Linked DNA regions of Homo sapiens: region 1 is linked to region 2. A link is an interaction called in ENCODE POLR2A ChIA-PET data of the cell type or tissue named here. Cell type or tissue: A673. All regions are shown on one strand. Each heading gives the region's core, and the rest is flanking DNA. Links, peaks and the distances in the headings are about the cores only. Region 1 overlaps USP31 (ubiquitin specific peptidase 31). Region 2 overlaps USP31 (ubiquitin specific peptidase 31).

The links. ChIA-PET counts read pairs that join two places held together with the same protein. Peaks named below come from ENCODE experiments on the same cell type or tissue, not always from the same donor. Only the 100,000 strongest peaks of a DNase experiment are listed, where the experiment ranks them.
Region 1: POLR2A ChIA-PET joins it to region 2 with 5 read pairs; 2 of 35 experiments call an interaction of 5 or more read pairs at or near these places.

The regions. Positions count from the first base shown.
Region 1 is chr16:23,063,869-23,079,674 of GRCh38, reverse strand. It overlaps USP31 (ubiquitin specific peptidase 31), which reads left to right. Exons shown (of 16, transcript NM_020718.4): 14 at 5,795-5,953; 15 at 7,478-7,630; 16 at 10,059-15,806. The coding sequence ends at 11,629. Among named protein-coding and RNA genes, the nearest start is that of USP31, 78 kb to the left of the region's middle. RefSeq lists an enhancer at 11,204-11,705. In A673, for the core only: no CTCF peak of the experiment used is centred there; no DNase peak of the experiment used is centred there.
Region 2 is chr16:23,116,005-23,131,810 of GRCh38, reverse strand. All of the region lies in intron 1 of USP31 (ubiquitin specific peptidase 31), which reads left to right. Among named protein-coding and RNA genes, the nearest start is that of USP31, 26 kb to the left of the region's middle. In A673, for the core only: no CTCF peak of the experiment used is centred there; DNase peaks (open chromatin) are centred at 7,340 and 10,590; H3K27ac peaks cover 2,359 bases.

The sequences.
Region 1 (15,806 bases), core at 4,063-12,062, 54 kb after region 2:
TTGTTTACCTAACCTGCGCTCCCCATTTACGGTTTTGCTAGATAGAGTTCCTTGAGTTCTATCTTCTCTCTCATTTTAAATGATTGTGAACTACTTTTTTTTTTTTTAATTAAAGATGAGCTGTTGCTGTGTTGCCCAGGCTGGAGTACAGTAGCTATTCACAGATGTGATTATCACACACTACAGCCTTGAACTTCTGGGCTCAAGCAAGTCTCCTGCCTTATTCTCCAGAGTAGCTGGGATACAAGTGCATGACACTTTTATAGTGTCTTTAAAGTGACTTAGAAGGGTTTTTCTTTTTGTTTTAAGGTTAAATTGACCTTGTCATTTATAAAAGCAACTATGTTCATCATGAAATTTAGAGTCTAGAGGTGGAAAGAATACCATCATCCATGGGCTTATCACTGAGATAACCACTGGTAACATTTTTTTTAATTGCGATAAAATATACATAAGAAAATGTACCATTTTAACCATTTTTAAGTGTACAGTTCAGTGACATTAAGTACACTCACATTGTTGTGCAACCATTATCACTATCCATCTCTACAAGTTTTTTAATCTTCCCAGACTTAAACTCTGTACCTAATAAACACTAATTCCCATTTTCTCTCCCTTCAGCCATGACAAGCACCATACTTTCTGTCTCTGTGAATTTGACTACTCTTGGTACCTCTTTTAAATGGAATCATTCAATATTTGTTCTTTTGTGACTGGTTATTTCATGTAGCATAATGTCTGTAAGGTTCATCCATGTTGTGGCAGGTATCAGAATTTCCTGCCTCTTTAGGGCTGAGTAATGTTCCACTGTATGTAGGTAATATTTTGGTATGTAGTATATACTTGACGTGTTTTTCTCTTAAGTTTTTGCCATTATTTTCCACTGTTGGGATTTTACTGGCATTTTGTTGTTGTTGTTCAAGTGAACATTTATTGAGCCCCTCACATCCTGCTTGCCCTGGGCTCTATCACAGCAGAGATCAGTAGGTCCCCAGCCTCTGTCTTCTGAGAGTGTAATCAAGTAGAGGGAGATGTGGGTACAGATATGGTTTAAAAAGGAGTCCCACATCATGGGTTCTGTGGTGGAGGTGTGAGCAGTGGGCAGAGATCAGAGCCAGAGGAGAGAGTGGCCAGAGCGTGCTGGAGGGGGAGGGTCAGCTGTCGGGGAAAGGAGCCTGCCGCCTCACCTCATGGGCTAGAGTGGGGTGGATAGACAGGTCACAAATTCAGAAGCACAGCAGCACAGTGAGGGGTGAGTGGCGCATGCCTTCTGCATCCTCATCTTCACGCCTAGTATTGTAACAGAAGTAGCTTGATGTGGACACTTAATTTTTTATAAATACTTTTTTTTTTTTTTTTTTTTTGCGACGGAGTCTCGCTCTCTCACCAGGCTGGAGTGTGGTGGCGTGATCTAGGCTCACTGTAACCTCCGCCTCCCGGGTTCAAGCAATTCTCCTGCCTCAGCCTCCCGAGTAGCTGGGACTACAGGCACACACCACCACACCCAGCTAATTTTTGTATTTTTAATAGAGACGGGGTTTCACCATGTTGGCCAGGATGGTCTCGATCTCCTGACCTGGTGATCTGCCCTCCTTGGCCTCCCAAAGTGCTGGGATTACAGGCATGAGCCACTGCGCCCGGCCTATAAATACTTTTTAATGACCACAGAATGTTCTGTTGATAGATCTCTAATGTTATCTAACCCTTCCCCATTGCTGAACATCTATATTGTTTCTGGTTTTTAACTTTTCGTGTAACATTGTTGAATATCTTTATGCTCTTTCACTTTTTTTGAATTTTAATTCTGTATTTCCTTGAGATTGAGTCTTGGAAATGGAATCATTGGGCTAAGGGCCTGCTTGAGCCTTTTGGGAGCCAGGCAGATTTCAGGGCTTTATTCGTTGATGTGAGGGTTGATGTGATTAATTTGATTATCCGTGTGAGTGTCTAGGATTTGGATTTCTGCATCCTTCACACTCAGTGTGTTATATATGTATACTTCTCAGGGACTTTCTTTATTAATTCAGTGGTTTCTGCAACAAGACCCCGAGTGCTAGTGCTGACCATTGATTTATAAAGGTAGGGAGAGATGGAGGAGGGGTGGGGTCTGGCCAATCCTGGGTACTATTAAATCTCTGGGACTCTTTTCTCTAGTATTTAGCCGTGAACCTCCCTCCCCATCAGCCAAGGCAGAGGAGTCCGTTGGCCTTGCTACCTTTCATACTCACTGTTTCAGTCTGCTCTGTTCCCTTCCAGGAGGGCCGGGGTTGGGGAAGATTACTGGACACAATAATCTTTTATTCTTGAAACCCTTTTAGTTCAAGTTCTTTAAATAGATATTTTTCTTTTTTTCAAACTCATTTTACTGCCTGAAGTTCTTTAAATATTTAAATGCTGCAGGCAGCAATTGTTTGTGAGAGGAATGATCCCAACTTTGAGCGCATCTTGTGATGGAATGGCTTGGATTGCCTCTGCCTGCTGTAGGAAGCGCTTTCAAGGAGAGAAAGAAGCTAGAGAAGTTTGAAAGATGCTCTCACTTCATAGAAGACAAAAGTTAATGTGAATTAAATGTTTAGATATATTTTGCCTTGTACTTTGGTTTAAACCATATTTCAATGATGATAATAGTATATTTGGTATCTTACATATTTTAGGTTTCTATTTTATGGGGGCCATGTATACAAATATTGTGTCTTGTTGGATTTTTGCTTTTGTGGCATTACCAGTCATGTCTGTGTTCTTTGGTACTGAGTGATGGAATTCTATACTTGTGGACTGGTAGAATGGAAAGGGATGTGGAGGTCATTTAACTTCACAACTCACCCGGTGTTGTAACACCTTTGCCAGCATCCTTGATTGGCGTTCACCAGCTCAGCTTTGGTAAAGAATGTGTTTTCCATTTATAACACTATTTCTCAAGAAAATATGGACTGGCTTGTTACATAGTTTCTGGGAAGAAATTGTTGGGAAGAATAAGACAGGGCTAGACTTTAGCATCGTGTTGCTCTTTATATATAGAATAGATCTTGGAAAATGCCTGGAAACCTCCAACTACCTTAGAGGCAGTACAGTTTGGTGGAAGGAGCTTGGGTTAGAAGCCAGACACATCTTTCTAGCTCTGTGTCCTGGGGCAGGTAGCTGTTCACTAATTTGGCTACCATGTTAGTGAGCCAGGAAGAGGTCATGCTGACCTCAAGGAACCCATTACCCAGGATGTGCTCAGATGTTTTCTGTATTATTTCCCCTTTCTCATGCTGAGACCCTACCACCACTTTTCTAGTATATGAGATGTTTAGAGTCTTAGTTTAGAGAACATTTTAAATATTCTTCGCATTGTTGAATGAAAGATACTCTGTTTTTAAGTTTTTTCTTTTTTTTTTTTTTTTAACATCAACTTTTAAGTTCAGGTGTACGTGTTCAGGATGTGCAGGTTGGTTACTTAGGTAAACATGTGCCATGATGGTTTGCCGCACAGATCATCCCATCACCTAGGTATTAAGCCCAGCATGCATTAAGCTATTCTTCCTGATGCTCTCTCACCCCTCATCCCCATTTTTAAGTTTTCATTTGGAATGTTTATTTTATGTTTTGAGACAGGGTCTCACTTTGTCACCCAGGCTGGAGTGCAGTGTGTGATCGTGGCTCACTGCAGCCCCAGCCTCCCGGGCTCAAGATCCTCCTACCTCAGCTTCCCAAGTAGCTGGGACTACAGGTGTGCGCCACCACACTTGCCTAATTTTTAAATTTTTTTGTAGAGTCAGGGCCTATACTATGTTGTCCAGACTGGTCTCGAACTCCATATCTCAAGCAGTCCTCTGCCTCAGCCTCACAAAGTGTTGGGATTGTAGGCATAAGCCACCATGGCCGGCCTGGAATGTTTATTTTGATGTAATCTTTATTTTGCACTGTTTCTAGCTATAATCGATGGTATAATGATATAATCGATTGTGTAAGGATTCTAGAACAGTGCCTCTCACACCATCTGTGATGAAGAACTTGGTTTTTTCTACTTTAAAATTTCCAATCCTTTATCAACTAGTGCATTTGTAAGAATACAATAAAAATATCACGGCAGTATCAGATTGCTATAAAAGTTTTTTAAATGCTTTTCTCCTTTTTGGTGCTTCTCTCGTGTGGGCTCGTGTCAGTCCGTGAGCCATAATTCTAGTAGCACTGGCCTAGAGAATACTTCAGAAAGTAGTTCTAGGAAGAAAAGCAAGTAGAATTATTTTGTAATTAATGAGTTTGCTGTGCTGTCTCAGTTTCCACACTGTGACTGAGAAGAGGCCATTCTGAAGAGGAGCAGGCTGAAAGGAGGCAAGGCTGTTCTGTCTCCTTCTCTTGGGCATGTCCCTCACAGCTCTGCTCCCACTCACCACTCCAGAAGAGCAGCTACTCCCCAGCTGGGTCATGTGTGCATCAAGCCTGACCTGACGCCACTGGCCAATTGCTGTTTCCTTAGAGCTCCATTTGCTGCTTACATTTTAAGTTCTTTCCCTTCTGGTTCCGGCAAGTTCTCAGCTGCAAATAACTTCCCTGCCTCCGTTCATAGGTCCTTATTCTGCTCTCATTTTGGGGGACTTGTCTGGTGTAGCCCTTTCTCACCCGCGTCTCTTTTATCCCTTAAGTCTCCATACTTGCGGAAATGGTTATGGCCCATTGAAGGAGTCACTCCTGGTGCCTCTCAGGACCTTATCTGCCCCATCCCTGGGGCCATCCTGAGTCTGTTCCAGCATTCAGCTAAATATTCTAGCACTCGTTTATTCTCACCCCAAATAAATGCATATTTTTAGAAAATGTGATCATAATGTACTTTTCTGGATCAAGCTTATAACACCCTTTGATATATCCTTGCAGGATGACTGGGTTTGTGAACTCTTAAGTTTTCGTCTGTTTTTGCTGCTACTTGAATGTTCTTTATTTCTAGCTCAGGCTTAGAATTTGGACTGAAAGAAGTCCTCCTGCGTTCATGAGCTCATGTGTTCTCAGTCTGCCAGGGAACTTCCATGGAGCCTGGTTTGTGCTCCTCCCTGAGGGAAGCAGGGCAGGATAGGGCTTCAAGTGCAAGCCAAGGACTTGATAAGCCTGAAATGAGCTGGGCTCCTGCCTTTCACCAGCTGCACGACCTTGGGCAAGCAGATTAATCTTTTTCAACCTCTGGAAATTGGGAGTAATAAGAGAACAAATCTGAGGATTAAATGAGATGCTTGGCACATAATAAGTGTTACATATTATATTTATCTGCTATCATATCATTATATTGTTATTTCTATTCATATTATTTGCTATTTCTAATAGACACTAAAATGTTGCAACACACTGAACTCAGGGTTTCTTCACCCTGGCACCATTTTGGTCGGACAGTTTTGTCTTGCAGGGGGCTGTCCTGTGCATTATAGAATGTTTAGCAGCATCCGTGGCCTCTACCCACTAGATGCCAGTAGCACCTCTCCCTTGAGTTGTGACAATCAAAAACATCTCCATTCATTGCCAAATCCCACTCCCCCCGCCACAGACACAGTTCCCTGGTTGAGACCCATTGGTTTAAATAAGTATGTGTTTTCTAAGATGAACTGGAACTGCATCTACTTGGAATGGTTTGGAATTTCTCAAGATATTTTGCTCGAGTGTGATACAGAATTTAGAATTTTTTTTTAATCTCTTTCTGTGTTGCTATACGCAGCCTTAAAACGTTCTTGAGTTAATTAGATGAGCCAAAGAGATGGTGTCTGTGGGTCGCATGAAGTGGCTGGTGCAGCCTCCCCTGGTGCTGATGGCGGGCTCTCTTTGGCAGCGTACTGTAAGAACTCTGTGGACGGCCTCTGGTACTGCTTCGATGACAGCGATGTGCAGCAGCTGTCAGAAGATGAGGTCTGCACGCAGACAGCATACATCCTCTTCTACCAGAGGCGGACAGCCATCCCGTCATGGTCAGCCAACAGCTCGGTGGCAGGTGAGGTCCACTCTTGTTCTTGGGCAGTTTTTTCCAGAGCAAAAGATTGTAATGAATGGTCTAGAGGACCTCTCTGGAGGCTCTCATGACTCTGTCAGTTTGATCAGATGAATCCTTACGTTTCCATTTAATCTGGAAACTAAAATGACTGCAGTCAAGGAAGTTGGGGAGGAATGTGACAGCACCTGTGGCCCAGTGGAGTTCACTGGGGACAGTGGGTTGGACCTGGCGCAAAGAAAGCTCATGATGTGTTCTTGTGGATAAATGCATGGGTGAGCTGAAAAGCAGCGTGGCATACTACCCGCTGTCCTGGGGTTATCCTGGAGCCTGTCCCATCTGGGCCACATAGCAATCATCTATAATACAGGTGTAATAATAATGCCTACCTCATGGGGTCATCGTAAGCATCCAGTTAGATAAATGTGTGTTAAAACATTTTGTAAAGGGTAAAGGACCATTAGAAATAGTCTGCTTTTCCAGTGAGAAGATTGGACTATTCTGTTAGGAGAAGGATTGATGGCTGTGATAATATTAGGTGGCTTGGGTTTAGCCGGATGACATCCAGCCTGTTGTGTTTAATAAATGCAGGGACCAGTACCCACACACAATATGAATGCAGCCACACATAATCCAAACAAGTGGACACACGTTTCTGAATGCAGAGTTTGACTTCAAGAGAGCGTGACAGAGGATTGGAATGTGGTGATGTGCAATCAGGTTAGGGGCTATGAATCCTTGCTTCTCTTGAAGCTTGCAGGGGGTGAGTTCAAAGCAGTGAAAACAAGGCATCTCTCAAGCAGAATGACGCCCTGCTGGGGGCCAAGCCCACCCAGTGTACAGCCACTCACTCAGTTAACACAGCGGGAACTCCAGTGCTCTTCCACCAGTCTCAGATGTGCTCAGAAATGACACCTTCTTGAGGTCTACTTGAGACAGTCATGCTGCTTCATGTACTCTGTTTCAAGAGCAATTTCTCTTGCCCTAATAAATATTTAAGGGCGTCCCTGGAACAGACAGGGCAGATTGACATATAGCTGTGTGTGTGTATTATTAATATTATGAAAATGGTGACAAATTTCCTTAAAACAGGCTGAGAGAAAAAGAGTATACTGCCGCATCCTCTCTTCTCTTTGTGTAAGAAATATTACTGCAATTGCTTAGAACAGTGCCTGGCATGTAGATGCTTCATAAATATTTGTAGAATGAATGTATGAGTGCTTGTCTATTCCATTCTCTTGCCAATTCTTTAGACTCAGACTTACATTATAAAGTATTCATCCCTATCCTTGCATTTTATTACTACAAATTTCATGCGTCAGGAAGTCTGCCTTACATCTTTTCATCTTAACTGGGGATATTCGGACAGGCACGACATGACACAGGGTCTGGGAATTGATGCTGACCTCGGGGTGAGGACATCAACGCCCCCCAGCTCAGCTCGTAACACCTTCATGAGGGTGTGTGTGGCTCAGGGCTGGCCGAGGGACCCCAGCCTGACCTCTATGCCTGTTTTCTTCTCTGCAGGCTCCACAAGTTCTTCCCTGTGTGAACACTGGGTGAGCCGGCTCCCGGGCAGCAAGCCAGCCAGCGTGACCTCTGCAGCTTCCTCCAGACGCACCTCCCTGGCGTCGCTCTCTGAGTCCGTGGAGATGACTGGAGAAAGGAGTGAAGATGATGGTGGGTGTGGGTTTTGGTGACAAATTTCCAGAATGGTAACTCACAGACACAGCAGAGTCCCTCGTGTTTTTCCTAGGAGCTAAGTCCCAAGGAGATGGTAGGAGAACCCAAAGGGAGCTACAGGGAGTGGAGCTGTGTAGCTGTGAGTTATGATCCTAAAAAGCATTTTGTATTAACAGAGTCATTTGCTTTTCCTGTGTCCCAGTACTTTCTCCTTCCACTTCATTATTTTCCACTTGTAAGGTCTCTTGTGGAGGCTGGAGCTTTATATACCAATGTATACTTTTTTTTTTTTTTCCCAAAGTGTTTTAAAAAGCAGGATAGCTGGAAGAGGCTCAGAGAGATTGTGCTTTGCCCAGGCCACGTGGTGGGGAGTCGGCTCCAGGCTTGGCATGGAGGCCCCTGGCTCTCTTGGCCCCAGGAGAGCCTCACCTTCCAACATGCTGCTCCCCAGGGAGGAAGCTGTGGAATGTTCTTTTTAGTACAGAAGCATCTAAAACAAAAGCTGTTGTTGCCTTTGCATAGAGATAGTAAAAAGTCCGATAAAAATTGAACTCTTTTTTTTTTTTTTTCTTTTTAAACTTTCACTTTCTGCTTGGGTAATGGCAGGATAGACCTTAGTTTCGACAGGGACCCAGGTGGTGTGGGAAGGACCGGGCAGCCACAGTACTGGGAGCTGGAAGGAGTGAGTGCAGCTTCTATAATGAGCATAGTGACTCAATCTGCCAACAAGTCTCAGTCTGCAGCCAGCATTTCGATCACTGTAATCTGCTTCTAGTGGTGATGGATAATTCTGAGAAAATGAAATTGAGTTAAAATTGCAATAGGCTGGAAGAAGAATGCCAGGTGAAGAGAGCTGCACCATAGCTCTAGCTCTGCCACCTCTTCTGGCTTGTTGCCTCTTCCTCTTTATTTGTAAAATAAAAACATTGGACTGCAATTCCTAAGCTCCTTCCGGCTCCTCACATCTTATGGAAAACTGACTGGTGAACCTTTGCTTGTTTAGGCAGAGGTTATTTTCAGTACTGCCTTTAAACTTAGAATTCACTGTCATTTTAACGATAAGCCTCAATAAGGTTTGCCTCAGTCTATTTTTAAGCAGTGCAGTTGGTGAAATCAGTATCCTTTTAAGCATCATCATTGTATAATGGTGCTGGGTGGTGCCCACAGAATAGAGCCTGTTTCTTAGGCTCTATAAAGACAGAATTTTGTAAATATCACAACTGTAGTATCATTGTGTAGAAAATTTAATTTAGAATATTTTCTTAGGACGTTTTGAGCCACACCAAATAGGAGTATGTGGTTCTGATTATGAGTATTTTTTTTTTTTTTTAAACGGAGTCTGTCTCTGTCTCCCGGCTGGAGTGTAGTGGCGCGATCTCGGCTCACTGCAAGCTCCGCCTACCAGGTTCACGCCATTCTCCTGCCTCAGCCTCCCCAGCAGCTGGGACTACAGGCACCTGCCACCACACCTGGCTAATTTTTTTGTATTTTTAGTAGAGACGGGGTTTCACCATGTTAGCCAGAATGGTCTCGATCTCCTGACATCGTGATCTGCCCACCTCAGCCTCCCAAAGTGCTGGGATTACAGGCATGAGCCACCACGCCTGGCCTCTGATTATGAATATTTTTTTGGAAGTTTTAAGTTACTGGATTTAGGAGTATATGATATCCAAGTCTTTTTAGCTCTTTGCGTTGATCCACATCTGTAGTCAACAATGACAGGCCAGCTTACATGTGGAATTGAGTGGTGCGGGAAGGGGTTCTGGGTTCTGGTATTAGCTCTTCCTTTAATGAGTTGTGTAATCTTGGTCAAGGACTTCATTTCTGTGAGCCCCAGATCACCTTCAGGAAGGTAATGAAGCTGGGTCAATACCTCACAGCATCTATGGAATGCCAGGTGCTCTGTTGGGCACAGGACTTGTAAGGTTGTATTTAATCGTCACACTTGCCCTGTGAGTTAGACCAGAGGTCAGCAAACTGTAGCCCCATAGGCCAAATACAGCCCACTGCCTTTCTTTGTAAACATTTTTGGAACGCAGTCAGACACGTTTTCTTACGTGTCACCTGTGGCTGCTTTCATGCAGCAGTGACAGAGTTGAATGTTTGGCCTGCAAAGCCTAACATCTGCTGTCTAGGCCTTCACAGGAAAAGTTATACCGAGCCCTGATGTAGGGCAAGGAGGCGAATAGAAGTTTGCTGTGTTAGAATGATCCTGAGTTAGAATGTCCCTATTTTATACATAAGGAAACTGGGCTCAGAAAAGTCAAAGCCACACAGGGACTCCTTGATCCCAGATGGGCTGGCTCTGAAGGTCATGCTCCTTTCATCCCATGAGGCTTACCTTCGTTTCACCTTCAGTGTCTTACAGTGTTGTTAGAATGTCTTCATTGGCTTAACTTAACAGTATTCTCTTTACTGTGTTCAGGAGGCTTTTCAACTCGACCATTTGTGAGAAGTGTCCAGCGTCAGAGTTTGTCATCCAGATCTTCTGTCACCAGCCCCTTGGCCGTCAATGAAAATTGCATGAGACCTTCATGGTCCCTGTCTGCTAAGCTGCAGATGCGCTCCAATTCTCCATCCCGATTTTCAGGGGATTCGCCAATTCACAGCTCTGCTTCCACCTTGGAGAAGATTGGGGAGGCAGCAGATGACAAGGTCTCCATCTCTTGCTTTGGTAGCTTGCGGAACCTTTCTAGCAGTTACCAGGAACCAAGCGACAGTCATAGTCGCCGTGAGCACAAGGCTGTGGGCCGGGCCCCTCTGGCTGTCATGGAAGGCGTGTTCAAAGACGAATCGGACACCCGCAGATTGAACTCCAGTGTCGTAGATACACAGAGCAAACATTCAGCACAAGGGGACCGCCTGCCCCCGCTCTCTGGTCCATTTGATAACAATAATCAGATCGCTTATGTGGATCAGAGCGACTCCGTAGACAGCTCTCCAGTCAAAGAGGTGAAAGCCCCCAGCCACCCAGGCTCACTCGCAAAGAAACCAGAGAGCACAACTAAGAGATCCCCCAGTTCCAAAGGCACTTCTGAGCCAGAGAAAAGCTTGCGGAAGGGGAGACCAGCCTTGGCAAGCCAGGAGTCATCCCTTTCAAGTACATCCCCTTCTTCTCCTCTTCCTGTAAAAGTCTCTCTAAAGCCCTCCCGCTCCCGCAGCAAAGCAGATTCTTCTTCCAGGGGCAGTGGACGGCATTCATCCCCTGCCCCTGCCCAACCCAAAAAGGAGTCATCCCCGAAATCTCAGGACTCCGTGTCATCTCCTTCGCCACAGAAGCAGAAGTCAGCCTCGGCCCTCACCTACACTGCTTCCTCCACATCTGCCAAAAAGGCCTCGGGCCCTGCCACAAGGAGCCCTTTCCCACCTGGGAAGAGCAGGACTTCAGACCACAGCTTGAGTAGAGAGGGCTCCAGACAAAGCTTGGGTTCTGACAGAGCCAGCGCCACCTCCACCTCCAAACCCAATTCCCCTCGGGTGAGCCAGGCCCGAGCAGGGGAGGGCAGGGGGGCCGGGAAGCACGTGCGGAGCTCCTCCATGGCCAGCCTGCGCTCCCCCAGCACAAGCATCAAGTCTGGTTTGAAGAGGGACAGCAAGTCTGAGGACAAGGGGCTGTCCTTCTTCAAATCAGCCTTGAGACAGAAGGAAACCCGGCGCTCGACGGATCTTGGCAAGACAGCCTTGCTCTCTAAAAAGGCTGGTGGGAGCTCTGTTAAGTCTGTCTGTAAGAACACCGGGGACGACGAGGCAGAGAGAGGCCACCAGCCTCCAGCTTCCCAGCAGCCAAATGCAAATACAACGGGAAAAGAGCAGCTTGTCACCAAGGACCCTGCTTCTGCCAAACATTCCCTGCTGTCCGCTCGCAAATCCAAGTCTTCCCAACTAGACTCTGGAGTTCCCTCGTCTCCGGGTGGCAGGCAGTCTGCAGAGAAATCCTCAAAAAAGTTATCTTCTAGCATGCAAACCTCTGCACGGCCTTCTCAAAAACCTCAGTGATATTTCTGCAATCAAAGTGTTTTATCTGTAAAGATGTTTATTTATTTAGAACCCCTGCCCTCCCACCAAAGCCTCCTGTGCTTTTGTTTTGTACTTTTTTGAGTCACGTGCCCGACTGTGTGTGTGTGTGTGAGTGTATGCGTGTGTGTGTCTAATTCAATTGCAAATTGTTCAAAGCGTCGCCTTATTCTGCCATTGAACCAAATAACAGCCATAGGCAAAACATTGACACCAAGCTAACTGGAATAATTGTAGACGATACCCAGGACGGTCCCTTTAGCAATTGTACATATTTCTTTCTAGAGAACTCTAATGACTTTCTTTGGATATGAGGGTTTTGAAACCTGTGAACCAGAAAAGCTACCATTAGTGCGTAGAAGGAGGAAGGAGCTGACTCGTGTTTCTTCTGAGCAGGACTTGTCCTTACTGTGGATTGTGGGTGGCACCAGGAGCTCTAAAAACTGTGACTCTAACAACGAAACAAATCGAGGGAAAAACTCTTGCTTTCTGCACTTTCGCCCCATCTACCAGTCTTTGTAAAGGGCAATATTTTAACACTAATGTTTCTCAGGTATATACTCAGCTAGTCTAGGATGGTTGCACACCAGTAAATGGATTAAAGAGGAAGGTGCCATGTGGGTGACTGTGTCATTTCTCCTACTGCCACAGATAGACATTTTCGAGGTAGAAATGAAGCCTTTCACCACCTTCCTATCTGTGGTGACATGTGCACCAAAACCTGTCTTGACTCTTGGGATAGGTCCTAGGAAGTGGCAGATTGGATAGCCAGAAAGCCAGTCACTCGTTTAATTTTTTTTCCTTCTGAAATTACTAGCTAAGGCTCTTGGAATTTTGCACTGTAGTAGAGCAGTTAACACCTTTGACAGATTCCTGGAAAAAACTTCTAGATTCTAAACTGGGTGAAAGACTGGACATCATTTTCCTTGTCAGGTGTTGCATTTTTCCGTTAGAGGTGGGAAGCTCCACGATGCCCTGTGTCTGTGGGCTCATGTTCCCTCATCTTGTAGCTTGGAGAGGAAAGAAGTTGCCTTCTGCCAAAAGCCAATGGTGGTATGTTGAAGCGTTGTGTGATCAAGTGTTACATATGCACTTCAGATCCTGTCTGTCAGTCTCTGTTAGGGCTGCCTTTCAGTAACTCATTTATTATTTCTTCTTTGTTCTTAAGATTTCATCTCATGCCCAGAACTCACAAGCAGGTTTTGGAGTGTGTTCCATCTGGCCGTGTCAGTGCAAATTGCATTTCTTACAAAGGAGAACCTCACCAAAAAAAACCTCACAGATAAGCAAAGTATATAGTTTTGCAAGCTTTTTCAAGGTCTCCTGGCAATACTTTCCTGCTCAATTTTTAGCTTTTCTTTTTTTTTTAAATGTCAAGAGAGTGAAGGTCTTGATTCTCTCTGAATAGCATTTGTCACTTTGCCAGTAAATACAGCATGCTAAGTTTATGTGCTTTTAAATATTAGCGTTTTTCGTCAGACTCTTCAAGTTCTTCTTGAACCCTTGGTGCACAGATCCATATATAACCTCCCTTTTCAGTATTGCTGTGTGTGAATTAACTACAACACATATGCATGCATAGCTGTGAATTCTGCACTACTTTTTTTTTCTTTTTTCCCCCCAAGAATATCTCTTGGGAAAAGTTTTTAGTACGTTACTTAACTTTATTTTGCTGCTAATTTGCGCATTAGCCGGTAACTTGCAAGTCTGGAGACCACTTACTGTTGAGGGTAGCTGGAATTTTAGACCCTTGGCAGTATTTAAGATTTAGACATTTAGCCTTGTGAAAGTTACCACAGTGCTCCATGTGATTCATTGACTGTGAGCCTGTTGTCCATTGCACTCAGCCCTGTACTCACTTCTTCACTCGCTGTCCTGGTTTTACTGTTCAGATTTTGGTGGGTTCTCAAAGCAGTACCACTCTCATCTGCTCAGTACATCTGCGGCAACTGGCTGCCTTCGATGCTGTCATTGCGTTCAGCCCAGCACATCACAGCCCCATCAGTGTGTAGCCACCGCTCTCGTTTTTCTGTATCGCTTTTATCTCCTGAAAAAGATGCACCAAATAAGAGATCATCTATATCAGGAATTGAATGTCTAACTCAAACCTCTCATTTTTGTTTAATAGGTAGATCTCATTTGAAGTCTCCTATCTGAATCTCTGAAACAATTATAGTTTGATTAGACAAAGGTTTTTAATAACACTTCTTTTTTGCTGTAGTCAAGCATTAATAGAAACTAGTTTAATTTTCACAGTGGTAAATATTTTTATTCTTGAGTTATCTAGGAATGGATTTTCCACGATGTCTAGTGACTTAAAAAAAAAAAGGAAAAACGTTTCTACAAATCCCTTTGGTTTTCCATGGGATCTGGAATAAAATGTCAGTGTCTATAAACTGTATGTCATGGAGTTTAGTCCTTGTTTCAGGTTTAATAGAAAAAATCAGGAAGTATCATGGCATTGTCTAGACATCATGAAGCTATTTTATTTCCATAGTTGGTAAACAGTGAAAATTTCATTATCTCCAACTACTAGGTACAACTTTAGGCCACAGGAAAGGTTATTTGGCCCGAAAGTTTGGAGGTGCTCCTTGAGGTGGGAAGTATCTTGTGGGAAAGTAGTTACTTGATTCAATTTAGTTCATTGGTAGGGTTGGGGACTTGGTGTTGGTTTCTTTCTTTCTTTTCTTTTTTTTTTTTTTTTTAATTTTCCCAGCAATATTTAGCACAATGAGCGTGTATGTGCTTTGGGGTTAAAAATTATCTGCTAGGGATGATAGGCCTGGGTTTCTCGTTGACATCTAGATGGGCCTGATTAGAGCAGTCATCTCCTGGTAGGCACAAAATAATCACCAACAGTAATGTTGTATCTGTAATGTTTGTTTGCTTTTTAAAGTTTTATTCTTGATTTCTTGTAAACATCCATTGCACTGAGGCCGTATCATTCCTTAAGACAGCCCTACATCTTGCCTTGGTAATCCCTTAGATAATGTGGAAACTCAAACCGTTAGGCTCCAGTCATCTTAGACCATTTCCCATCCGTTTTGTATTTTCTCGTCCTGAAAGCAGCTGAACTGAAAGTAAGTAATAATATGCTGGACCAGTGGGAACGGATGTGGGAGTATTTGTGGTGTGCTAAAATACTGTAATTATCTGTGAGGCTGCCTGACACGCTTTTGCAATCTTGTTTTCATCATTCATTCTGCAAACGTTTATGGAGGGCCTTCTTTGAGCACAGAGGCAAAACTGAAAGCTTCAGGGATTTGCTGTAGCTGAGGAGCCCTGGGAGCACAGCCCATCAAGCAAGGGATGTGATGGTGTCCTAAATGGAGTGACAGTTCTCCTGGGAAAAGAGATCACGTGGATTCCGGTCAAATCGGCTAAGGCTTGTGGTTCTCTTGAGCAAGTCTGTTCCTTCTGGAAACCAAAAGTGCCCTTCATCTTTAGAGACATTTTACTCTTCCATCCACCTTTTCAGACTGAGCTGTCTCTACTATTTAGGGGTTGAAAATCCATTACACAGTCACTTTACGTTAACATTGGGTCATCTTATGTTTGTATGAGACGGATGTGGGATTTGAGGGGAACATTGTCATTCCCTTAAAATAACTATCATGAAAAAAATAGCAACAGTATGTAAAGGGACCAAGAGTGGCAGCCTTTAGGGAAAATGGAGCAGAGAAGAGCTGTGAACAAAGCTCATTTATTTGAAATAAGCGTGCTTTATTTCACATAGAGGGGCATCAGACGTTACATTTCATTCGGACAAATTACTGAACAGCCGAAGTGATTGTTTCCAATGTAGGTTATTATAATTATTGGATACAAAGATTTAACTAGTGTTTCTGGGTTGGATTTTTGAAATAGTATGCAAGTCATAAGCACAGTTTCAATAAAACACGTATTCTGGAGGTGCGTGGAACTTTGTATTATTTGTAGTTGAGAAAGGCAAACTTTGCTGACAAACCAGTACCTATCACAAACGAACACAAAAAGTAGCTGTTACTGTGCAGGCTGTCTTTAACTTTCATTTCATAAAGGGTACATTATTGTTAAACTCTACTACATGGTTTGGGGAGAAATCCAGTGGTTTTATTTAAATGAACACTCTCACACTGCCTTTTGATCAACTTTCAAAGTATTTTGCAGATGCATTTTG
Region 2 (15,806 bases), core at 2,646-10,645:
TCAGGAGATTTAAGAAACAATAATAATCACAGTGATGGAAATGCCGCTTATTTGTGTAGGGCCATATCATTTACAAAGTGAATTCATGTACACAAGCCCAGAGAGAAAAGCAAGCTGATGATGGCAGGTTCCATGTGCCTTTTATGGTTCATTAGAGTTCTTCAGCATCAAATGCCCTCCCATTCATTGCTACACTCATTTTACTGCTTGCTCATTTCAGTCCTTTGGTACTCTAGTGACACAACAGGTTTCTGTGTTTGATCCTGTCCCCAACAACATTTTTGCCTGTGAGTTGGATGAGGACCTAACCTAGGTATATTAATTGAATTTGTAAATGTCTTCTACAAAAATTTGGCTGGGCATGGTGGCTTATGACAGTAATCCCAGCACTTTGGGAGGCTGAGGGTGGAGGATTGCTTGAGCCCAGGAGTTCAAGACCGCCAGGGCAGCATAACAAGATCCTGTGTCTACAAAACTAAAATAAAATACAACTTTAATTTGTTACTATTTTTAGACAGTCTTGCTCTGTCGCCCAGCCTGGAGTGCAGTGGCATGATCATAGCTCACTGCAGCCTTGAATTGCAGGGCTTGAGATCCTCTTGCCTCATCCTCCCGAATAGCTAGAACTGCAGGTGCACACTACCATGCCTGGATAATTTTTGTATTTTTTTGTGAGATGGGGTATGTTGCCCAGACTGGTCTCAAATTACTGGCCTTGAGTGATCCTCACACCTTGGCCTTCTAAAGTGCTGGGATTACAAGTGTGAGCCACAGCGCCCAGCTGAATTTCTAAATGTCTTGACGGGTATAGCGTATACTCCAAGTTAGAGAATGCAGGTCCGTTAAGATCTTTAATTAAAATTAACAGCTAAAATGGAATAGAATCCTGCATCTTGCATTTGGATCCAAAAATGAACTAACTACCCCATAGCACCTATGTGAAAGGACCTGGGTGTGTTACTAGCACGTGACTTACGCTGATGTATCTGCCAAAAATGTTTAAGGTTTTTATGCTACCTTCAAAGAAGTATCTTGATCTGGGGTGGTGGGTGATAGTGCTGTTCCTGTCAGACCACACCTAGGATTTTATGTTTACGTGTCATTCTGGAAACCTAGGATATCATGTAATTTCTGGGCTGACAAACTGTAGTGTGTCTAGAGTTGGTGGTGGAAGACTCCCTAGGGGAGTCTTTCAGCAGGGAGAGGGGATTGCTTTGAGAGAAAGCATTTGTCTTTGCACATAATTCCAACTCCTGTAGTTCCGGCCCTCATTATGTCTCAGTCACACAATTGCAGTAGCCTTCTAGCCCCTCCGCTGTTGCTAAACTCTGTCCTTTCTAATTGGTAGTTTTTCTTTTTTAAAATTTTATTATATTAAAAAATATTAGTTGGGGGGGGGGTGTCACTTTGTTGACCAGGCTGGGCTCGAACTCCTGGCCTCAAGTGATACTCCCATCTTGGCCTCCCAAAATGCTGGGATTATGGGCGTGAGCCACCACGCCTGGCCTAATTGATAGTTTTGGTTGCTGCCAGATGAATCTTATTAAAGTTTACTTGAAATTACATGTTTTCCTTTTCAAAAATTGCCATTGCTTTTTTATACAGAAAGTACCATGTAAATTTCTTAGCTTGGTATTTAAGCTTTCTCATGATGAAATCTTATCTTCCCCCCTGTCCCGGAAAGGCAGAGGAACACAGGGAAAGAGCTGTAGCATCAGAGACTTTGGTTCAGATTCTGAGACCTGAGGCAAGTGATGCATTCTTCATAGGACTGATAATCAGGAATAGGTGAGAAATGTATGTAAAGTGCCTAATATGGTGCCTGGTATAGAGAAATCTGTTAGCATTATTATTTCACAGTCCCCTGACTACTTTGCTGGCTATTGTTTGTGCCCTATACCCTCCCACTTGTAGTGCTTTTTCTGTTTTCTCCTTCCTGGGTCCAGAGTACATCCCCACTTTACTAGTTTTAGAAATTACTCTTACATTAAAGTTCCCCTAACCCCTGTAGTTGGACGTTATGGCTTCCTCCTTTGAAAGCAGATAACATTTTACATGGAACCATGTTAAAGTACTTGTACACTTCTCACTTAGTTATGTTTAAATAATAGTAATAATAGCCAAATGTTCAGAAAACCTTTCTTTGTGAACATTTCAACTATATATAACTAAGAGGGGAGAGCAGTACGATGAACCTGCATTTCCCTGTCACCCAGCTTCAACAACTACCAATTTGTGGACAATCTTATTTCATCTGTATAACCTTTGCCTTTATTCTCCCCAAACTTTTGAAGCAGCTTCCAAATGTATTTCACCCATAAATATTTAAGTATATATCTCTAAAAGATAAGGATGCTTTAGAAAAATGATAATGCCATTGTCTGCCTAAGGAAAACTAATATTCCTTAATTAGTGTTCATATTTCTCTGATATTGTTTCTGTCACACACATATATATGTACACATATATGTGTACAACTGTGCATATATATTTCCTACACTTTATGTAAGGATCCAAATAAGTTTCCAAAATTTCAATGGATTGATACATCTGTTGTCGCTCACAACCTCTCTCTCTCATTTATTTTATTTTTCCTCTGGCAGTTTATTTGTTGAATGCGTGTTTGTCTAGTAGAGCAGAGCTCTTCAAATTATTTGTGGTTTAGGACTAATTTTTAAAATTTCCAATCTATTGTGGGCTGTTTGTAAAATACAATACAAATGAATTAATAGAAAAGTGACATAAAAAAGGCATATGTAAGACCAGCCCCATTAAAAAATTGTTAAATTCAGAAGACATAAAGTTATGGTTTAATTTGTAAATACTTCTAAATGCTTACTCTCAATTTCTATAATCTCATCATGGACTGGCAACGGAAACTTCATAGTCTTGATTTTTTGTATTATATTCCAGTAGCTTCAATTAAGATGTTCCTCTGTCCATGTATTTCCTGTAAAATGGTAGTTAGAGCTAGAGGTTTAGAGACTCAAGTTTGAGGTTTTTTTCTCCTCTTTTTGGCAAAACTTTCTGTCGTGGTGTTATAAACTTCCATCAGAAAGCCTGCACTGTTTGGTTTTATCTCTTGTGGTGCCAAGAATCACTGGTAGTTGTTCCCTGACCCGTTAATTTATTAAGGGTTGAAAGTGGTGAAATTATAATTCTAACATTCCTTTTTTACTTGTTAGCTGGAACACTTCTACAGAGACTCTTGTCCAGTTATTTGGTTTCCCTGAAGTAAATTTTTCAGAAGAAAGGCTAGATAAAAGCTTGATTTTTCCCCCTCCTTTATTTTTCAGTTTTCAAAATAATTACTTGATTTCCAGTTGTGTTTAGTGAATTTTTATAACCTTATGAGCTCATGGGTTTAAGCATATTTGATGTATTCAGTCAGTTATAGTTTTTAACCTTATTGATGCTCAAAATTGTCCCATTTTTGTCCAGTGGGACAAGTCGACTCTCAAGTCGTTTTGAGACTGTACTAGTAGCCTGGCATGTCAAACGAGAATGCAAGGATCTTAAGATGTTCCAGGCTCATCATTTCTTGCACCAGATCTGGAATTAGTCATTTCCAGATACTGGAATCAGGTTCCTTTGGTACAGCGGTACTGAGAGACCACAGTTGAGGCATGAGGGATGCACATGGTTTCTAAGAAAGGAGTGATTTCTTTTAAAGCTAAATCATGAATTCACATTGATTATTCCAATACAGGGCTTCGGGGTTTTATTGACCCTCATTGGTCTTGTATCTGTGGCTTGTTCCTCCCATGCTGAAAATCCTACTTGTAACACCAGCGTAAATTCTCATTTGCCTTATCCCACAGTATGCTCCTAAGTCTCAGAATAATAATCCCAGTACTGCCACCAACAATGTTAGTATTTGAAAATGGCTTAAGACTTATTTGGTAGTTTTTTTGTCCATAGCATATATTCTACTAGGACCGTATGGTACAAATTACTGTGTTTTAAAGTTACTTGGAATAGTTCTCTATGTGGTTTTGTCATCACTGGATATATAGTTAATATTAGTTGTTTCGGCCAGGCGCGTTGGCTCACGCCTGTAATCCCAGCACTTTGGGAGGCCGAGGCGGGTGGATCACGAGGTCAGGAGTTCAAGACCAGCCTGGCCAAGATGGTGAAACCCCGTCTCTACAAAAAAAAAAAAAAAAAACTACAAAAATTAGCCAGGCGCAGTGGTAGGTAGGTGCCTGTAATCCCAGCTACTTGGGAGGCTGAGGCAGGAGAATCACTTGAACCCAGGCGGCAGAGGTTGCAGTGAGCTGAGATCGTGCCACTACACTCCAGCCTGGACGACAGAGTGAGACTCCATCTCAAAAAAAAATCAGTTGTTTCTTTTTTAATCTTTTTTAAAATGAGGTTTTCTTTTTTTTCTTTGAGATAGAATATTGCTCTGTCGCCCAGGGTGGAGTTCAGTGATGCGATCATAGCTCACTGCAAGCCTACCTCCCAGGCTCAAGTGATCCTCAGTCCCTGGAGTAGCTGGGACCACAGGTGCTCACCACCATGCCCAGCTAGTTTTTTATTTTTTGTAGAGATACTGTTTCACTATGTTGCCCAGGCTGGTCTCGAACTCCTGGGCTCAAGCAATCATCCTGCCTTGGCCTCCCAAGGTGCTGGGATTACAGGAGTGAGCCACCACACTAGTCAATTTGTTTCTTTTTTTGCTTTTGATTTTGATAGATTGGTTCCTATCCTAAATTTGATTTTGTTGCATCATAATTATATTAAAAAATACAATATATGGCTGAAGTCAAATCTGCAAAACAAGATCTATTCAGAAATCTAGCTCTGTCTCTGATCCTTCCACTCTATTGCCTTTCTCCCTAAATTTTATGATTTATTCTTTCATTGTTTAAATATAAGGCAGTATGTATAGGTATATATTAATATATGTGTGTATTCATATATGGGTGTGTATTCATGTTCTCTCTTATTTAGATAAATGGTAGCACACTATGGATAATTTTCTCCTCTTGCTTTTCTTCGTGTCGCTAACGTATGAGTGCTTATCACATGCCCTGCACAGTGGATTATTTTATTTGCTCCTTATAATGTTGTAAGGTAGATGCATGTGTTACAATTTCTGTTTTATAGTTGGAGACAGAGGTATTTCTGTGTAGACCTTTACTTCTCTGAGTCCCTTTTTTATTTCTTTTTTTTTTTTTTGAGACAGAGTCTTGCTCTGTTGCCCAGGCTGGAGTGCGGTGGTGTGATCTTGGTTCACTGCAAGCCCCACCTCCCGGGTTCACACCATTCTCCTGCCTCAGCCTCCCAAGTAGCTGGGATTATAGGCGCCCGCCACCATGCCCAGCTAATTTTTTTTTTTTTTTTAAGTAGAGACGAGGTTTCACCATGTTAGCCAGGATGGTCTCCATCTCCTGACCTTGTGATCCACCCGCCTCAGCCTCCCAAAGTGCTGGGATTACAGGCGTGAGCCACTACGCCCAGCCTTTTTTTTTTTTTTTTTTTTTTAAAGAGACAGGGTCGCTCTGTACCCAGGTTAGAGTTCAGTGGTGCGATCACAGCTTACTGCAGCCTCAAACTTGGGCTCAAGCAATCCTCCCACCTCAGCCTCTGTGGTAGCTGGGACAACAGGTGCCTGCCACCACTCTCAGCTAATTAAAACTTTTTTTTTTTCTTGTAGAGACAGATTCTTGGTATATTGCCTAGGCTGGTCTTGAATTCCTGGCCTCAAGTGATCCTCACGTCTCGGCCTCCCAAAGTGCTGAGATTATAGGCATGAGGCACTGTGTATGGCTGCTATGATTCCCTTTAACCCCCATAGTAACTAGTCGTGACCCTTGTGTGCATATTCATGAGCAAATGAATGAGCAGGGAATTAACTTCTCTATTTACTTTACTTTGAGCAATGATGGGAGCAGAGAAAGGCTGTTTCCAAACTCTAGAGAAGGAAATTCAACGCTTTCTTTATTTGAAGGTTATGGCTCTCTGTAGCTGGAGAAGAATAATAGTAAGAACTTATTCCCTGACCAGAGTTGCTCCCAGTAATTACACAGATACATTAAGTTGGAAAGTTCTTTAATCTTCTAAAAATAAGAGTTCCTTTATAACAGTACAGTGACAACTTGGTAAATCTTCCTCATTTTAGAGTCTTTGTGTCATGAAAGTTATAATAAACTAGGGTAGCTAAGGAAAAGGACAAACTCCTTTAAAAGCAACAGCTCGTGGAAAATATCTACTAGTTAATGATTTCACAATTTTAATAGTGACAGGAAGAAAGGAGAGTAGCTTCATTTCCCTTCAGATGGGAAAGAAAGGAGTATTGGCTGCTTTTTATTTTATATCCAGCTGGAGGAAGGGGTTAGTTACCCTTCAGGCTCTATTGTGATGTCAGGCAGCTGGTTAAGCTGTTGTAGCTGCCCCCACCCCTTCCCGGATTCTGTCAAGCTTCAGAGGGTATTGCTGAGGGAGGTGGAGGGCATCCAGGGTCAGAGGCTACTCTTTTCCTTTTGAAAATCTGTGAGCCTATGAGTTTTGAATGTAGTGAGACTCCTAGTGCAGCTGAGATCTTGGGCAGGTCACTGAGCCTCAGTTTCCATATTTTCCTTTTCATTGCCACATAGTAATACCATCCTCACAGATCGTGGTGTTTAACAACCATTGACTCCTTTACACCTGAGTGGTGAAAACATTTTAGCAAGAACAACCAACCAACACACCAACCAACCCAGCCTGTGACAGCAGGTCTGGGACATAAGAAAGGGATGCTGGTAGGAGAGAGGTGTGGAAAGGATCTTGCAAAATATCACCATAGTTAAGTGCTGATGAGAAGTACGTTCCACCTCTACACTTTCACTGGGTCTAGCTTTGCAAGTCTGATTGTTTTATAGCTTGCCTTTGATGCGTAGATACTCTAGGGTTTTTTTTATTTTCTTATTTTTGTGAGACAGAGTCTCGTTCTGTCACCCAGGCTGGAGTGCAGTGGCATGATCTCAGCTCATTGCAACCTCCACCTCCCGGGTTCAAGCAATTCTCCTGCCTCAGCCTCCCAAGTAGCTGGGCTTACGGGCACCCACCACCACACCTGGCTAATTTTTGTATTTTTAGCAGAGATGGGGTTTCACCATGTTGGCTAGGCTGGTCTTGAACTCCTGACCTTCGGTGATCCACCCATCTCAGCCTCATGCTGGGGTTACAGGCATGAGCCACCATGCCCGGCCATGATGCTCTAGGTTATGACCACTTGAATTTCAGACTGTTTTAGAAGAGGTGGTATTTATTTATATCTCCAGTGTTCTAGTGCTGGATGACTCACTGACGAGTATGTCCCGGAGAGGGCACTCACTTCTCAGTATGATACATTCTGTGCCATTGTATCGTCGTTGAATAACACAGTGATAATCCATGTGCCTGGCGTTTTGGGGAATGAGTCTTTTACGTAAGTGACTTCTGAGGTAACTACTTATTTGAACATCAGATCCTTACAATTTTAACCTTTTCTTTTGATTAGATGGCTTGATCATATTATTTTGTACTCTTTGCCAGGGTGAGAATCCTAGACATACTCAGTTGTTCCTTGGTGACTTAGGGTTGTTATGAACATCATTGATTGATCTCCTTTTAGGTAATGTGGAGGTTTCTTTTGGGGCTAGTGGGACTACATAGGCCCTATTGAGTGGTTCTGGATTGCTATATTGTTCGAATTCTTATTTCTGCTATGATATTTCCTTTCATTGCTCCCTACCATCTTCATGCTAGTTTTCTCTTGCTTTATCCTATTTCTGGGATCCTGTACCTCCTACTTCCTCCTGTACTTTTCTTCTTTTTTTTTTTGAGATAGAATCTCACTCTGTCTCCCAGGCTGGAGTGCAGTGGTGTGATCATGGCTCACTGTAGCCTTTATCTCCCAGGCTCAAGTAATCTTCTCACCTCAGCTCTCTGGTAGCTGGGACCACAGGTGTGCGCCACCATGCCTGGCTAATTTTTAAATTTTTGGTAGAAACCAGGTCTCTCTTTGTTGCCTGGGCTGGTCTCAAACTCTTGGCCACAAGTGATCTTTCTGCCTTGGCCTCCCAAAGTGTTGGGATTACAGGCATGAGACACCATGCCCGACTATTTTGCAGTTTCTAATCTGCTTTTTAGTTAAGTAACTAGATAAATAGAATCGGCTCTAAATAAGACTTAACTAAACTGAGTTAGAGTCTGAGCATCTGACTAAATTAAGAAACTTTAGTGTTTTTCCTTTTTAATGTCAACTTTCTTATTTTTTATTTTATTTATTTATTTATTTATTTGAGATGCAGCCTTGTTCTGTTGTCCAGGCTGGTGTGCAGTGGCATGATCTCGGCTCACTGCATCCTCCACCTCCCAGGTTCAAGTGATTCTCCTGCTTCAGCCTCATGAGTAGCTGGAATTACAGGCGGGCACCAACACGCCTGGCTGATTTTTGTATTTTTAGTAGAGACAGGGTTTCACCATGTTGGCCAGGCTGGTCTCGAACTCCTGACCTCAGGTGATCCATCCACCTCGGCCTCCCAGAGTCCGAGGATTACAGGCGTGAGCTGCCGCGCCCAGCCTAATGTCAACTTTTTGAACGAAGTATGCCATACATACAGAAAAATATATATGGCGTTAGTGTACAGCTTGATGTATTATCCTAAAGTGATAATTTGTCACCCAGATCAAGAAATAGGACATCTCTAACACTCCAGAAGGTACCCTTTCTGGAATGTTAGACTGTCTTCTAACACCATCCATTAGATCGTCTTCTAACACCATTGATTAAACATAGACTGTCTTCTACCACCATGGATTAGTTTTGTCTGTTGTTGGACTTTATTATGAGTGAAATAAGTATATATTGTTTTAAAAACAGCTTTATTGAAATACAGTTAACCTACGATTTAATTCATCCATTTAGTGTACAGTTCGATTATATTCTTGGAGTTGTGCAAACATTTATCACAGTCAATTTTAGAACATTTTTAATTATCCCCCCCAAAAACCCCATACTCATTAGCAGTCACTCCCTATTTCCCTGGAATATTCCAGCCCTACATGAACACTAAGCTACATTGTGTCTCTATCTAGTCTGGGTATTTCAGATAAAAGGAATCATATATGTGGCCTTTTGCATCTGGCTTCTTTCACTTAGCATGGTATTTTCAAGATTAATCATGTTGTAGTATATATCGTACTACATTTCTTTTTATAGCTGCAAAATATTCTATTATATGAATATTTCACATTTTGTTTATTCATCTGCTGATGGACATTTGAGTTGTTTCTACTTTGGCTATTATAAATAATGCTGCTGTGAACATTCACATACAGATTTTTATGTGGAGATATGTTTTTGTTCCTCGGGTATATTTTAGAGATGGAATTGCTGGGTCATATGGTAACTGTGTTTAATTGTTTGAGGAGCCGTCAGGCACTTTTCCAACATTGCTATACCATTTTATTCCCACGAGCACTGTGTGAGGGTTCCAGTTTTTCCATATCCTCATCAACACTTGTTAACGTCTGTCTTTTTCATTATAGCCATTTGAGTAGGCGTGAAGTGGTATCTCATTGTGGTTTTGGTTTGCAATAAGTATATATTCTTTTGTGTCTGGGTTCTTTTGCTAAAATTTGATATTAGATAACATCTATTTCTGTAAGAGTAGTGTCTAAAGTTTTGTAGAAAACATGGAAAATATATGCAAGTTGAAATAATAAAATTGACTTACTTGCCTTCCCCTCCCCTGTGTGTGCATAACATAATTGATATCAAACCATATATCCAGATTTTCATCATGTGATCTTTATTTTGTATTGTCTTATGAGTAATTTTCGTCATAAAGACTTCTCAGATCATTATATGAAGGTACTGTAACCTATTTTTGGACATGTAGATGGCTTCTGGTTGTAATGAATGTATTTTGTACATAAATCTTTCACTTTTCATTATTTCTTGAGGCTATATAAAACGAGGAAATTCCTTTCAGTAGTTACCTATTTCAAAGGCTCTTAAATCATATTATTACCTTATTTACAGAAGGATTTTACCACTAGCATTGTTAAGAATGTGTGGTACCCCACTGTTGTAATTAAAAAAGAAATCTTTAAGTTGTTAAGTAGAAAATAGCATTTCATTGTTTTAATTTGCATTTCTTTGGTTAGTAGTGAGGGAGAACAGCTTGATCTATTCTTTGAAGTTACTATATGATAGTAACATTTTGATACTAGGGAATTGCCGTATTTTGATTTCACACTCTTCTCTTTGTTTGCTGTCTGTATATTCACACACTCATCCATTTAGCATCCACATAAGACAGGCAGATGACCAAGGCCTGAACTGACTAGAATTGGTAAAGATTGGGCCGGGCCAGGCCAGGCCTAGGCTGGGAAGGTTCTAAATTGTACTTTGCTAGGAGAAGACTGGAGCCAGGATGAGCTGGAGGTGTCTGTGTTGGTTTTTAGGAGATCTGATTCTTGTGTCCAGGATTGAAAGAATGGGCGGAGGCTGTGATTGATTGGAGGCCTAAGAGTCAGCCTGGCTTGCCTGTCAAGTATCCATAGGGTTGGCTGTGTAGAGTGCCACAGCAGGTCTGTGACTTGCAAGCGTCTCAGGCAGTTAAAATTTACTGGGAGTACTCTGGGTTTATGGCGATGTGAATGCATAATTTATAGTGAAACTTGCTGGATCTGCTTATGAATAATCTCCCTTAGTTACTACTAAGTGATATTGCAGTTATAAAAATGCAATAGCAGAATAGTGAGTCAATGCAAGGTTATTTCCAGAATATTTTGGATCTCCTTATAAAATCGGCTGTTCAGTTAAAAACATTTTAGGTCTCTTATAATAAAATGTCAGTGTATTCAAAATCAAGAGGATTTTGCCTCTTGTGTGTGTATATATAATCTGTGTGTGTTTATAGAAGAAATATATGGATCTTTGGCTTAGGGGTAGTTCAAGGCCTTATCTCATTTTTCCTCTAGTCCTTGCCTTTCCCACCTTATTCTGCCTCCTGGGATGTATAGGTCACTTTACTTCCACTTCGGAGAGGAGCACCACTCAGCGAAGAACATTGATTGGCTCTTGTGCTGTGGGCAGGGTCATTGTGCTGAGTTCGTATGTCTGTATGTTCCTCCTCTACCTTCTTTTACTTGCTCAGAAAGCTGCCACTGCCATTCTTTTTTTCTCTTCCTAGGTTTAAGCATTCATCTCCCACCACCTGGCAAGCCAGGATGGCCTGAAAAGGCCGCTGGATGTAGCTGTAGGGATACATTCTTTTTCTCTCTCTAATTTTTCTTTGATGCTGGCTGCTGTCTCTTTCCCCAGTGGTTAAGATCCAGAGGTTGGTTTGGGCTTTGGGTTTAGAGTTACTATAAATGGAAAACTTTCGTTTAAAGCTCCATAGGTCTGTCTCTTGTTTTTAAACAGCCTGAGATATCATTGACATATAAAAATTGTGTATATTTAAAGTGTACAACTTGATGCTTTTTAAACCCTCAACCATTTGTAATGTTTCATGACAGGAATATATAATAATTTATTAGATATTTAGATGGCTTTTCAGTTTTAACTTTAACTCTTTCAGATTATCATTCTTCCTGTATGATGACCAACTTGCATTGGGACTGGACGTTTGCTTTTTTGTGTTGATTGTAAGTCAAAATTTCCCCCCTTCCTCCTTAAAAAAAGGGTTTGTTTTACTATAGTTTTGAATTGTAGATTGTGTTGGAAAAATGAGAAAGAGTCCAAAAAGAAGATACATTTGAGTTACTTGAGTTAGTTGATTGGGTAGTTAAATACATTTTGGTGACCTGAGCTGACTCTAAACTTGGAGTCAGCAAGTCTTGGCCACTTAAGTTGTGCGGGGAAGGATGGACTATTGGTGGAATTAATCTCCACCAGAAGAGCAGCTTGAGCATTTAAGGTGAAGAACACCCCCTTTACATTACTGATGAAAGACAGATGGAGTTCCCTAAAGCCAGATCTTTGTCTCTGGTGTGTTTGCTTTCTCTAGCATCCTGGGACACTTGGGCAGGACATAGTTCTTCACATGCTGCAACTTGATCTTTCTACATCATCTGCATTCCTCCTTATTTCTCAAATAACATGCCAATTAGATAAACGGCATTTTTGTTTCTGGGCCATATTTCAGTCATAGGAAGAAATACAAATTGCAACAAAACAAAAACTGCTAAACAAGGAGTTATTTAAGAGCAGATAAATTCCCTGAAGCCTCAAGGTTGGTGCAGCTGTAGCTCAGTCGTGCTTTATGTCTAACTGAGAATTGACATTTAGAATGAAGAACCTGAGCCCTGTATGATGCTGAGTCCTATATGGGGACAAATCATTTTAAGGTACTTTGTTGAAGAAGGATTATGGGCAAAAATATTTTAAAGCTTTTTTAATCAGCTGAGGTTGAACAATAGTGGTAATTGGCCGGGCACGGTGGCTCATGCCTATAATCCCAGCACCGTGGGAGGCTGAGGCAGGCGGCTCACTTGAGGTCAGGAGTTTGAGACCAGCCTGGCCAACATGGTGAAACCCATCTCTACAAAAAATACAAAAATTAGCTGGGCATGGTGATATGCGCCTGTAATCCCAGCTGCTTGGGAGGCTGAGGCAGAAGAATCGCTTGAACTCGGGAGGCGGAGGTCGCAGTGAGCTGAGATTGTGCCACTGCACTCCAGCCTGGGGGACAAAGCGAGACTGTCTCAAAAAAAAAAAAAGAAAAAAAGAAGAGTGATAACTTTGAAAAGTTACTTTCTTTCTCTGAGGCTAAGTTTTTTCATCTATAAATAAGAATACAGCATAGGGAATTTCCTAAGGGTGAATTTATTTATTTTATTTTATTATTTTTTTGAGACAGAGCCTTGCAGTGTCACCCAGGCTGGAGTGCAGTGGTGCGATCTCAGTTGACTGCAACCTCCGCCTCCTGGGTTCAAGCGATCCTCCTGCCTCAGCCTGTAGAGTAGCTGGGATTACAGGCATGAGCCACTGCACCCAGCCATTAAGGGTGAATTTTATAGAAAATAACATCTATAAGCAATAAGCGTAATGCCTGATACAGTATAAGCACTCAATAAGTATTAACTGTTATTGTTACCCTTTGCACCAAGCACTGTATTTGCTAGGTATTGGGGAAGTAATATTGAGTAAGACATTATTCCTGTTCACTGTCTAGTGATACATGTGAGATGGTATGTCCTAGAGATATGAATAAAACGTAATGTAAGAAGTCATATAATGCACTTATGACAAAGGAGCCTCCCATAAGTTTTGGTGCTTTTGGAAGTGAAACTCCGGAGCTTTTCCAGTGTGGCTGTGTTCGTTCTCAGACTTGGCTTCACATTAGAAATAGTCATTAAAAATAAGTCACACTTGAAAAAAAAATTAGCAGTGGGCTGCTGCCAGGACATGGTTTTTATTTTTAACTTTCCCCAGGCAATTCTAATGTGCAGCCAGGATTGAGAACTAATGCTTTAGATATTTTCTCGTTTTCTTTATCTTTGGCATTTTTAAGGATTATGTAGTATCATAGGGTGATTCTTTTCTTTTTTTATTCTATTTTTCAAAACTAACATAATAGCATCTGTACAGAGTTTTAGACTTTACAAAATGCTTTTATGATCTCATTAAAGCCTTACAGTAATCCTTTTAGAAAAGCATTCCTATCACCATTCCCATTTTGCAGAAAAGATGACTGAGGCTCAGAGAAGCACATGTTAAGTAAAAAATGGTAGAAAGTTCGGGTGCAGTGACTGACACCTGTAATCCCAGCACTTTGAGAGGCTGAAATGGGAGGATCACTTGAAGTCAGGAGTTTGAGACCAGCCTGGCCAACATGGTGAAACCCCATCTCTACTAAAAATACAAAAATTAGCAGGACGTGGTGGCGTGCACCTGTAGTCCCAGCTACTTGGAGGCTGAGGCAGAAGAATTGCTTGAACCCGGGAGGCGGAGGTTGCAGTGAGCTGAGATTGCACTACTGCGCTCCATCCTGGGCAGAGAGAGACTCCATCTCAACAACAACAAGAACAGAGAGAGACTCCATCTGAACAACAACAACAACAAAAAAAAAAAGAAAAGGAAAAAAATCAAACGTAGTAGAATGAGAACTTGAACCCTGGTATTCATAATCCAGTCTTTCTTTTTCTACTGCATAGTTTCTAGCAGAAAGTTTTTACCATTGTGTAAGTACTTACTTGGAGTCTTCTCTTGCTACTTGTATAATCTGTTGGGACAACTTTTGCTCCTTGTTTGTCTGGCTGAATCCACTTATAGGATATTCCTTTCACTATTTCTCCCTTTTATCCTGGCTCTTGACCATACTTTAACCCTTAGTTTTGTGGTTTCACGAGTCAGTTATAATTTCTTGAAATGCAGTAACCATTATTCAACCCCTTTATTACAGCCTTTTCTTTTGGGTGAGGAATGCATACTTTACTAGTCGTTATTCAGCAATGAATCCTTGCCACCAGCTCTTTGTGGTACATATGAATTTGCTTAAAATCTGACACTAATCTTATAGCAGTGCAGATATTCTTTGCTATGCAAATCTGTTTGGTTCCTGAGTTTGGATCCTGAGAACATGGATATGATGGACACCTATACTTGAGTTATCCTATGCTTGGCCCTTGTGCCTGGAAGGATCAGGAGCTCTGTACAGGTTGAGTATCCTAAATCTGACAATCTGAAATCTGAAATGCTCCAAAATTTGAAACTTTCTGAGTACTTACATTATGCTCAAAAGAAATGCTCATTGGAGCATTTTGGATTTTGAATTTTCAAATTTGGGATACTCAGCTGGTAAGTATAACACAAATAATTAGAAATCGAAAAAAATATGAACTCTGAAATACCTTTGGTTCTGAGCATTTTGCATAAGGGATACTCAACCTGTACCAGGAATAACATGCTTTTCTCTGTGGCCAAATGTGAACAGAGTCCAAGGAATGTGTGTGGCATTTGCTCCTGTCCTCATCAGGTTGTCTTTCCATCCTGGATGGAAGCCCCCTTTCCCTGTGCCTCATTTCTTTCTCCTCTCCCACCAGGGTCCCCTGCTTATCTTTCTGAGGAGGGAGAGTGGTTTGAAGGGTGTGGTGGAGGGCATTCCAGCCCTAGGGGAAGTACATATGAAAGCCTAGAGGCCTTAGGGTCCCTTTCAAGGGCCTTTTGCCCCAGCCAGCAAATATTAGGGGCCTCTCAGTCTTATTTGTCTCCTCTCCCCTCAGAGGAGAAGATAAGGAGGAAGAATGGATGAAGGGCACAGAAGGCCCTATTTATTCTGTGTCCTAGTATGTCATACTATTGCATGGACACTATATTACCATTTTTTCATGAGTCGTATCTGTTTTTACAGTGTTCATCTATTTGTACAAATTTTATCCCTTATGTTTTAGCTAATTATTCTTCATCAACTTAGTAGGCGTCCTGAAAGTAAAATTCAAAAGATGAAACTTTTCTCAAGACAAGTGCTTATTATTTTATTTCCAGCAGCAGCCCATAAACCAGATTTCACTTTTAGATACCACCCAGCTGTTTGCATTTCATCTATTTCTTTTTCTAAAAATGTAAATACTATTGTCTTCCTGAGTTCTTCTGTTTTTTTTGTTTGTTTGTTTTTGTTTTTGTCCATGATCACTGGAAACAAATTTTGTGTTTCTTCTGGCATAGAATCAAAGAAAGTGGGCAATGATTGGGTTTGATGAGTCTTGCAAGCTACCCTTCTTCCCAAAAGAGGAGCCCAACTTCCAGTCATTCATGTCAGACCAGTATTGCCACATCCATTTCCCATGGGTGGAAATCACCAGTGACCGACCATTGCTTT